2 separate regions of the Homo sapiens genome follow, and region 2 is linked to region 1. A link is an interaction called in ENCODE POLR2A ChIA-PET data of the cell type or tissue named here. Cell type or tissue: GM12878. All regions are shown on one strand. Links, peaks and the distances in the headings refer to the core of each region. The heading gives the core; the rest is flanking DNA.

Region 1 (5,365 bases), core at 244-5,243:
TGGCCTGTCTGGAGGCTGGGGAAGTATGAGACGACCCCTTCTTCCCTTCCCTGCGCCCAGAAGGCCTGACTTGTCCTACTGCACCCCTCCCATCACAGTGATCTGTGTGGGCTCATAACAACATAAGCTAGACGGTGATCCTGTATCACCTTCCTGCATTCTGGGAGGCTCGGCCTCCAACTCCCAGACCAGGGAATGGTCTCCACTCCTCCAATCCTTCCCAGGTTCAGAAGCAGGAATGGGGGAAGTCCTGCCTGTCCCCTCTCTGACTTTACTTTCCCTTTCTAGAGCAGGGGTATTCTGGGATGGGAGGACTGAGTGTCCCTGCTGCCTGGTCCTCAGAGTTGGCTAGCTCCCCCCATGCCCCTCATTCCCCCGCCTGCTCGCCTGTAGAGCTGTGGCCCGGGCAGCTGTCCGGCTGAGTGGGTTAGCAACACAAGACAGATGGCGAGGGATTATCTCAGCTTCTCAGAGCACGATGGTGGCAGCGGCGGGGGTGGGGGGAAGGCTCTCACACCCTCCCCATGTGTGTGTACACACACACACACAAATGCACACATGCAGCTCCCCGCTCCTGCCCCAGACCCAGCCCAGCCTCCTGCTATTTATGAGGCGGGCAGGAAGACAAGAGGAGAGATGAGATTATGAGAATTGGTGAGAACCGTGGGACTTGGCAATCTTGTCCCTGCCCCACTTGGCTCCCAGACCACAGGCTGAACCAGCTTCTCAGGCCCTTCTTGGACCCTGCCCCTGCTATTGTGATTTCTCTGCAGCTGCCACCACTGGGAATGGTACATTCAGGAGGGCATGGTTTTACAGAGAAGTTTGAGGCCCAGAGATGTGCGAGCTGCACTCAAAGTCACACAGCAAGTTTGGTTCATTAGCAGGGTAAGTTCTGGGGGGTGGCAGGTGGTGGAGTCTCTTAGCTGTCCTGGCACTGGCTGTGGGGTCCTTGGGTCTTCTGCAAACAAGGTGTTTGCCCTAGCACTTGATGCTGCAGCCCAAGGTCCCACAGGGGCATGTCACAAGGCCAGCTGCTGGCACGCAAGTACTCACAGGCACAGCCTCTTGTTCATATACACTGTCAGGCTCTGGGTGAAGGCTATGTAGAGTTGAGTGACAGAGCTGGGTCTCCAGGCTGTGTCACTGTGAAAGAATTGGGGCAGGGTTAGAACCCCACTAGAGTGAATTCTCCTACCTGTCCCTCAATTTGCCACAGGCAGATGGTGGAGGGACTTTCCAGCCTCGGCCACACACTCAGGCCCCCCTACCACCACATTTGCCCATTAACAGCCCCACTCCAAGTCCTGAGTCATCTATGCTGAGTCGCCTGGGGAGGAGTGTGGGCCAGGAGACTGGGCAGGATTTGCGAATGGCAACCCCAGGGGGCCCTTTTCCCAGCATGGGTGGGCGGGGCCGACGCAGTGGGGAAGGCAGGGTGGAGGCCTTCTGAGAGAACTTCTCTGCTCCTAGCTGCCAATGTCCTGACTTCGCCCCCGTCCCCAAGAGTGACTCAGTGTCTGCTGGATGCGGTAGTGCGGGTGCGGGGCAGTGCGGAGCTGCTGCGGGTTGCCCAGTGCCACTCCCTTCAGAGCAAACCCACTTCTTGAGGCCCCGAGGCCCCCGCCTGGGGGTCTCCTGTGTTCACGTGTGCCTGCCCAGGCTGTCAAGTGAAACATGACCTCAGGGTCAGCCTGGCCTGCCTCTGGGGCTGCATTATTTGCGGGGTTTCCAACATGATGGTACCACCCACACTGTCCGGTCACAAACAAGACCGACACCGCCAGGTTTACCTGCTCCTGCCCCCTCAAACCATTGAATCAGCCCCTCTCTTGCTATTGGATGAGAGGGGTTGCCAGGACCAAGCCCCTCCTCCCCACCGCCAAGGTGACCACACGTCTAGGTATCAGGGGTGGTGGGCCCACTGCAGAGCGCTAGGCCGAACTCATCTCCTGGATCCAGGCCAAGCTCCACCTCTCTGTCTCTCCAGACTCAAGTTGGTCATTTGTATCGTGAAAGCTGGACAAAACTATATCTAAGCTCCCCATCTTCCCTCAAAGCTTGGCCTGGGGAGCCCTACATGAAACCTTGGAGCTTCTGAGCCTTCCCCCACCCCCAGCGGGGGGCTTTTCGTTCTGTGAAGGTCTCAAAGTAACATTCTAAAGAGGCACCGTGAGAGCCAATCAGAGAGCCCATGTAAATAACGGCCCGCTGATTGGCTGTCTCCTTCACGCCCTGAACGAAACTTCAACTTCATCAACTCAGCGAAGATTTTTTCCTCTGGCCTCGCGCGCCCTGCAGAAGGCGGGGCTGGGGGGTCACCCGAGCCTTCTCCCTGCCGCAGGCTACCTGGGCCCGCCGAATGGGATCGCGCTGGGACAGGCGGGGGCGAGTGTGCCGCCCTGACCCTGGCCCCGGGGGTGTTATTCTGGTACAGAATCCCCCGCGGGGGAGGCCCGAGAAGTGAGGCACCCCCGCTTCTTTGTAGGACCGCCACAGAACGGGCTGCAGGCCGCGAGTATAGAGCTTGGCTGGGCGGGATCGATATCTGCCCGCTGGACTGATGCGCGAGGGAGGCTGCTAGACAGGCTGGCTTTGCGGCAGTGTGATGGCCGCGCAGCACCCCCTGACCCCCACGGCTCCCCAACCCCGCCATTCCCTTCATCTAGCGCTCCCGGGGAAGCCGAGGCGGGCAAGTGGCGTAGCGATGGAGGGCGCACCCAGGGGCAGCGACGCTCCCTCGCTCTGGCTCCCAGCCCTGGTGGTGGGTGCAGGAGTGAGGGTAGCCCAGGGTCGCACCCTGCTCCCAACCTCGGCTCGTCCCCACCCTCCACGGTCGTCCGCAGCTCGAGGCAGCCTGCATTTCTGCCAGTATCCTGTCCCCTCGCCCGGTCCTTCGCCCTCCTCCCACTTTCATTGTGTGTCTCCTCTCTGGCTCTGAGGTTCCTCCTCCCTCCCTTCTCTCTCTGGGTGTCTCCGTGTCTATCTCCACATCTCCATCTCCATTTCTTTCTCTGCCTGTCTCTGTCTCTAGCTGTCTCTGTCCCTCAGTCTCTGCTCAGGTCTCCGCTCGCCTCTTGCTCATTTTCGTTCCTCTCTTTGTCTGTCTGACTCTCTCTTGTCTCCCCCCCTTCAGTTACCCCCAACCCCCCGCACACACACACACCTCACAGCCCTGTTTACGACATCCCCTGGGCTGGCAGGTGGGCGGGGCTGCAGCAGAGCGGGGGTGAGAGAGGGAGACGCAGCCTCCCCCCCAGCTGTTAACCTTCACGCTTCAGGCCTCTGCGGATGGCAGAGGAGGGGGAAAGCCCAGCTGCCAGCTTGGCGGAGGTGACCGGGCGGGGGCTGGGGGCTGTCCCTCCCTCTGGGCTCGTCTCTGGGGAGATCTGGGGCCGGAAGGAATGTGGTGGAGGGCGCCTTCGGCTGAGGAAGGCTGTTGCCGGATGGGTGGCCTCCTGAAGGCTTGTGCTGGCGAGGCGGGTGCCCAAAGGGGGCTCTGAGCGGTGTCGGCCCTGCCCGCAGCCCGGCCGGACGTGGGGGCCGGCGTGAGAATCCCGCCCATCTGTGAGCCGGCCTCACGCCGTCAGACCCAATTTATCTCGCCGCCAAAGTTTCACAGCCATCTGCTCGAGTGGAACGGCTTCCAGCGCTGGCCCCACCGGGCCCCCCAGCCAGCGCGGGGATGTTTTCCAATACGACAGCATCGCCCCGCCAAAGCAAGGAGGGGGTGTAGGGGGAGGCGGCAGAGCGCGGTGCGCGGGGCTGGCAGGCAGCCCTCTCCCGCGAGCGAGCCGACCCTGAATTTTAAGCGATTGATCAGGAAGCTCAGGCCGTTCCCATCACTTTGAGCAGCCAAATGCGACGGCGCAGGGATTTCAAGGGGCCTTTGCGGAGGCGGTAATGAGGTCACCGTCACTGCGCCAGCCCGCGGGCGGGAGGGGGCGAAGGTCTGCGGACACGTGTGAACACAGCCTGTGAACCGAGCCACATCTGTATTCACGTGACCCCCGGGGCCCCAGCACTGACCCAGGAAAACTCGGCATTTGGATCTGAGCTGATTCACACTCCCCCGCCCCCACCCCACCTACCCAGCCAGACACGGTTCGAGAGGCTGAGCTAGAACCCAGCCCTGCCACATCCATGATTCCATGATCACCTCAGACAGCTTCAGCACAAGAGCCCCAACTCTCTTCTCCTCCCCGCTATGTGCCTAAAATACACATATTTGGGCACCTGCCCATTGCACTTCTGAACAAGCCTGTGGAGACAGATGTACCCTAGGCCCCCGGTAATCACACAGGTGCACACATTCCAATTACACACCTGACCGCAATGCTCGTGCATTAGTACACTCCCAACCACCACCACTACCACCCCCAAACATGCACACAGGTACTCCATCATTTTCAAGCCAGCACCCAGCAACACACGAGCCCCCAAACTCCCCTCCCCCGGGCGAACTCATGTGCACACTCATTCCCAAGACCCCGAGCTTGCTGCCATGTCCGCGCGGGTGGGCGCCTCCACTGCCCGCCAGGCAGCGCGGGTGCAGACCTCGAAGAGAACAAAGGCCGGGCAGGTGGGAGGGAGGGGCGCTGAGCCCCCGGCCCGTCCTCCTAGGCAATGCTCGTCTGTCTCGGCTCCGCGGCCACCGCATCGAGCGGCTCTGATTGCCGAGTAAATCACCGCGATGATCTGAATAATTATCGTCTCCTGAAAAGGGAAAAAACAGAGAATAAATAAAGAGAGAAGGGAGCAGTCACCTGATTTCTAGGAGCCCTGGGGTATGTTGGGGGGGGTGAATACATAGGGGTGGGTGTCAGTGGCCCCCTGCGGATCCTCGGGACTTCTGTTGGGATGGAGTGCAGGTGGGATGGGCCTCAGGGCAGACAGTCCTTCCTTAAAGGTGGCAGTTAGCATCCAGTCTCCCCCTTCGTCTCCCCAGGGTAAGTCAGGCCCCCTGGAGCACCCAACCGACCCCAGCTGGCTTCTCTGCTTCTTACACACTCAGGCCCACCTGACCTGTAGGGCACCCTCCTGTTCCAGGGCTTTGCTCAGTCGGTTCCCCCCTAGCATGCCCTCTACCCACCACTCTGGCTGGCTTCACTCTCCCATCTCTGAAGTTCAGCCCCAGGTTACTTCCTCTGAGAACTTCTTCCTGACTGCCCAGCCCTCCAGGATCCTTCTCTCCCAGAGTTCCAGTGTCTGATTGCATTTTCTCTGACTGATTTGGGTGTGTTGTCCTGATCTTCTCAGCTGGATGGCAGCTTTGGTGGAAGCAGCTATGTTTTAAACAAAGCAGTAATAGTAGCAACAGCAGCAGCCACTGCCCCATTCTGAGCAGCTAGGATGTGCTGGCCCT
Region 2 (5,365 bases), core at 140-5,139, 200 kb before region 1:
GTAACCCACTTTATACTGTAGTTTGCTTTTTTTTTTCTTTTTTTAGACAGTCTTGCTCTTTTGCCAGGCTGGAGTGCAGTGGCGCGATCTCGGCTCACTGCAACCTCTGCCTCCCAGGTTCAAGCGATTCTCCTGCCTCAGCCTCCCAAGTAGCTGGGACTACAGGTGTGCATCACCACGCCCGGCTAATTTTTTTTTGTACTTTTAGTAGAGATGGGGTTTCACCATGGTGGCCAGGATGGTCTCGATCTTTTGACCTCGTGATCCACCCGCCTCGGCCTTCCAAAGTGCTGGGATTTCAGGCGTGAGCCACTGCACCTGGCCTGCTTTCTTAACTCAACAATGCTGTGGTAGTTCTTCCATAGGGACATACAGATCTAACTCGATCTAACTCACGCTTTTTATGGTGGAATAGTATTCCATAGTATTAATTATGGTAATCTAATTAACTTTTCCCAATTGATGGATAGATTGTCTTCAATTTTATTATTTTTAGATATGATAGGGATCTCTATGTTGCACAGGCCGGACTTGAATTCCTGGACTCAAGGTATCCTCCTGCCTCGGCCTCTAGAGTAGCTGAGACTATAAGCATATGCCACTGCTCTCAGCTTTGTCTTCTATTTTTTTTTTTTTACTATTGCGTGTTACCAGATTTTAAATTTTCTTTTTTTTTTTTAATTTTTTTTTGTGGTGGAGTCTCGCTCTGTTGCCCAGGCTGGAGCACAATGGCATGATCTAGGCTCACTGCAACTTCCGCCTCCCGGGTTCAAGTAGTTCTCTGCCTCAGCCTCCCGAGTAGCTGGGATTATAGGCACCACCCACCATGCCCAGCTAATTTTTGTATTTTTAGTAGAGACAGAGTTTCACCATCTTGGCCAGGCTGGTCTTGAACTCCTGACCTCCTGATCCACTCGCCTCGACCTCCCAAAGGTCTGGGATTACTGGCGTGAAACACTGAGCCCAGCCTACATTTTTTTTTTTTTGGAAACAGAGTCTTGCTCTGTCGCCCAGGCTGCAGTACAGTGGTGTGATCTCTGCTCACTGTAACCTCCATCTCCCAGGTTCAAGTGACTATTCTGCCTCAGCCCCCTGTGTAGCTGGGATTACAGGCATGTACCACCATGCCCAGCTAATTTTTGTATTTTTTTAAGTAGAGATGGGGTTTCACCATGTTGGCCAGGCTGGTCTCGAACTCCTGACCTCAAGTGATCCACCCGCCTCAGCCTCCCAAAGTGCTGGGATTACAGGCATGAGTCACCGTGCCTGGCCTTAAATTCTATTTCTTTCTTTTTATTTTTTTCTTTTGAGACAGTTCTGCTCTTGTGACCCAGGCTGGAGTGCAATGGCGTGATCTTGGCTCACTGCAACCTCCTTTTCCTGGCTTCAAGCGATTCTCCTGCCTCAACCTCCCAAGTAGCTGGGATTACAGCTGCCCACCACCATGCCCGTCTAATTTTTGTATTTGTAGTAGAGACGAGGATTCACCATGTTGGCCAGGCTGGTCTTGAACTCCTGACCTCATGATCCGCCCTCCTTGGCTTCCCAAAGTGCTGGGATTACAGGCATGAGCCACTGAGCCTGGCTGCCTGGCTAATTTTTGCATTTTCAGTAGAGACAGAGTTTCACCATATTGGCCAGGCTGGTCTTGAACTCCTGACCTCATGAACCACTTGCCTCGGCCTCCCAAAGTGCTGGGATTACTGGCGTGAGCCGACTGTGCCTGGCCTAAATTTTCTTTTGTTTGAAACAGAGTCTTGCTCTGTCACCCAGCCTGGAGTACAGTGGTGAGATCTCAGCTCACTGTAACCGCCACTTCCCAGGTTCATGTGATTATTCTCCCTCAGCCCCATGTGTAGCTGGGATTACAGGCATGCACCACCACGCCCAGCTAATTTTTGTATTTTTTAAAGTAGAGATGGAGTTTCACCATGTTTGCCAGACTGGTCTCGAAATCTTGACCTCAAGTGATCCACCTGCCTTAGCCTCCCAAAGTGCTGGAATTACAGGCGTGAGCCACCGTGCCTGGCCTTAAATTTTCTTTCTTTCTTTCTTCTTTCTTTCTTCCTTCCTTCCTTCCTTCCTTCCTTCCTTCCTTCCTTCCTTCCTTCCTTCCTTTCTTTCCTTCTTTCTTTCTTTTCTTTCTTTCTTTTTTTTTGACAGAGTTTTGCTCTTGTGACCCAGGCTGGAGTGCAATGGCGTCATCTTGGCTCACTGCAACCTCCTTCTCCCGGCTTCAAGAGATTCTCCTGCCGGCCGGGCAAGGTGGCTCACGCCTGTAATCCCAGCATTTTGGGAGGCTGATACGGGCGGATCACGAGGTCAGGAGATCAAGACCATCCTGGCTAACACGGTGAAATCCCGTCTCTACTAAAAATACAAAAAAATTAGACAGGCGTAGTGGCGGGCGCCTGTAGTCCCAGCTACACGGGAGGCTGAGGCAGGAGAATGGCGTGAACCTGGGAGGCGGAGCTTGCAGTGAGCTGAGATCGCACCACTGCACTCCAGCCTGGGTGACAGAGCGAGACTCCGTCTCAAAAAAAAAGTGGCTCACACAGCAAAGGATGTGGCCAAGTCATGTATCTATCATGAGTCAGGGGGTAATTTGTAAAGACAAGAACAGAAAATGCCATGTATTTTTAGTAGAGACGCGGTTTCACCATATTGGCCAGGATGGTCTCAATCTCTTGACCTCGTGATCCACCCAGCTCAACCTCCCAAAGTGCTGGGATTACATGCGTGGGCCACCATGCCTGGCTTTTTTTTTTGTTCTTGAGATGGAGTCTTGCCTGTCACCCAGGCTGGAGTGCAGTGACATGATCTCGGCTCACTGCAACCACCACCTCCTGGGTTCAAGCAGTTCTCTACCTCAGCCTTCCGAGTAGCTAGAAGCTGGAATTACAGGTGCCTGCCACCACACCCGGCTAATTTTATTTTATTTATTTTTTTATTTTTTTTGAGACGGAGTCTCGCTCTGTTGCCCAGGCTGGAGTGCAATGGTGTGATCTTGGCTCACTGCAACCTCTGCCTCTCAGGTTCAAGTGATTCTCCTGCCTCAGCCTCCTGAGTAGCTGGGATTACAGGCGCCTGCCACCACGCCCAGCTAATTTTTGTATTTTTAGTAAAGACAGTGTTTCACCATGCTGGCCAGGCTGGTCTCGAACTCCCCACCTCAGGTGATCTGCCAGCCTCAGCCTCCCAAAGCGTTGGGATTACAGGCGTGAGCCACCGAGCCTGGCCAAAGTTTCATTATAAATTTAATGGCTGGGTGTGGTGGCTCACGCCTGTAATCCTAGCACTTTAGGAGGCTGAAGCAGGCGGATGGTTTGAGCCCAGGAGATCAAGGTTGCAGTGAGCTACAATTGCACCACTGCATTCCAGCCTGGGCGACAGAGCGAGACTCCGTCTCAAAAAAAAAAAAAAAAAAAATAAAAAAAAAAAATAAATAAATAAATAAATAAACGTTCCCTTCAAATAATACCTCCAAAAATGACAGATTTTGTAGGCAACTCATATATGCACGGCCTCTCATTCAAGTGTTCCTCGTTTTCCCACCTCCTCTATAAGATATAGAGGAAGGTTGGGGGACTGTCTGTGGATTGAACCGCCAGACTGTTTTCCAGACAGAAATCCCCCAAGATTGCTACACGGAGTGTGGGCTGAGCCTGCAGGAAACGATCCATCCTCTGCTGATGCACTGTCATCCCAGCCACAAGATCACAGGAAAAGGAGTGGTTGAGGCCTCTGGGAACCCAAAACCCCAGCTTCACAAGGACTGAGCTTGTAGATTTCCCTCATGGGCAAAAGGTTGGCTAGGAGCAGTCTTTTATAATCCCTCTTTTCTCACAAAAATCATCATCATCATCATTATCGTCATTATCAATATTTATCGAGCATTTCCTTCACACCACGAACTTTATACACACCACTTGTTATTTAACCTCACAATCTATGAATATGCTAACATTATCTCCATTTTACTAATGAGAAAAACCAGGTTTCAAGAAGTCAAGTAACTTGTCCAAACTTCACAGTATGGCCTAATAAATAGCAGAGTAGGGCTTGAACCCACTGACTTCAAAGCCCTGGTTCTTTTTTTTTTCTTTTTTTTTTAGATGGAGTCTCACTCTTTTGCCCAGGCTGGAGTGCAGTGGTGCGATCTCAGCTCACTGCAACCTCCGTCTCCCGGGTTCAAGCGATTCTCCTGCCTCAGCCTCCTGAGTAGCTGGGATTACAGGCGCGTGCCACCATGCCCAGCTAATTTTTTGTATTTTTAGTAGAGACGGGGTTTTGCCATGTTGGTCAGGCAGGTTTCGAACTCCTGACATCATGATCTGCCTGCCTCTGCCTCCCAAAGTGCTAGGTTACAGGTGTGAGCCACTGTGCCCGGTCTTAAAAGCCCTGGTTCTAAACCACTGAGAGGTGACAACGTGCTAGCAGCCCTCACTCATTCTGGGCGCCTCCTCGGCCTCGGCGTCCACTCTGGCTGCGCTTGAGGAGCCCTTCAGCCCGCCGCTGCACTGCGGGAGCCCCTCTCTGGGCTAGCTGAGGCCGGAGCCAGCTCCCTCTGCTTGCGGGGAGGTGTGGAGGGAGAGGCCCAGGCAGGAACTGGGGCTGCGCGCATGGCACTCGAGGGCCAGCGCGAGTTCCGGGTGCGCGGGGTCTTGGCGGCCCCGCACTCCGAGCGGCCGGCTGGCGCCGTGGGCCCAGGAAGTGAGGGGCTTAGCACCCTGGCCAGCCGCTGTGGAGGGTGCACTGGGTCCCCCAGCACTGCAGGCCCACCTGCTCTGCGCTCAAATTCTTGCCGGGCCTCAGCACCTGCCCGCAGGGCAGGGCTAGGGATCTGCAGCCCGCCATGCCTGAACACCCTCCCCCTACACCGTGAGCTCGCGGGGCTGGAGACTCCCCGACGGGGCGCCACCCCCTGCTCCGCGGCGCCCCATCCCATCGACCGCCCAAGGGCTGAGGAGTGCAGCTGCGCAGAGCGGGACTAGCGGGCAACTCCGCCCCGGCCCAGCACAGGATCCACTAGGCGAAGCCAGCTGGGCTCCTGAGTTGGGTGGGGACTTGGAGAACTTTTATGTCTAGCTGGAGGAGTGTACATGCGCCAATCAGCACTCTGTGTCTAGCTCAGGGTTCATGGATGCAGCAATCAGCACTCTATCTAGCTAATCTGGTGGGGACTTGGAGAAACTTTATGTCTAGCTAAAGGATTGTAAATACACCAATTAGCACTCTGTGTCTAGCTCAAGGTTTGTAAACACACTAATCAGCACCCTGTGTCTAGCTCAAGGTTTGTAAATGCACCAATCAGTGCTCTGTGTCTAATCTAGTGGGGACTTGGAGAACCTTTATGTCTAGCTAA

Evidence for each region. ChIA-PET counts read pairs that join two places held together with the same protein. Peaks named below come from ENCODE experiments on the same cell type or tissue, not always from the same donor. Only the 100,000 strongest peaks of a DNase experiment are listed, where the experiment ranks them.
Region 2: POLR2A ChIA-PET joins it to region 1 with 8 read pairs; 3 of 35 experiments call an interaction of 5 or more read pairs at or near these places.

The regions. Positions count from the first base shown.
Region 1 is chr5:139,744,114-139,749,478 of GRCh38, forward strand. It overlaps PSD2-AS1 (PSD2 antisense RNA 1), which reads right to left and starts at 2,110. Exons shown (of 3, transcript NR_105053.2): 1 at 2,081-2,110; 2 at 1,057-1,146. It also overlaps a transcript of PSD2 not described here. RefSeq lists silencers at 1-456, 4,126-4,175 and enhancers at 1,980-2,627, 3,766-3,875, 4,573-5,220. In GM12878, for the core only: no CTCF peak of the experiment used is centred there; DNase peaks (open chromatin) are centred at 1,162 and 3,358; H3K4me3 peaks cover 1,232 bases; H3K27ac peaks cover 616 bases.
Region 2 is chr5:139,544,755-139,550,119 of GRCh38, forward strand. It overlaps a transcript of UBE2D2 not described here. Among named protein-coding and RNA genes, the nearest start is that of UBE2D2, 14 kb to the right of the region's middle. RefSeq lists an enhancer at 4,288-4,789. In GM12878, for the core only: no CTCF peak of the experiment used is centred there; a DNase peak (open chromatin) is centred at 2,597.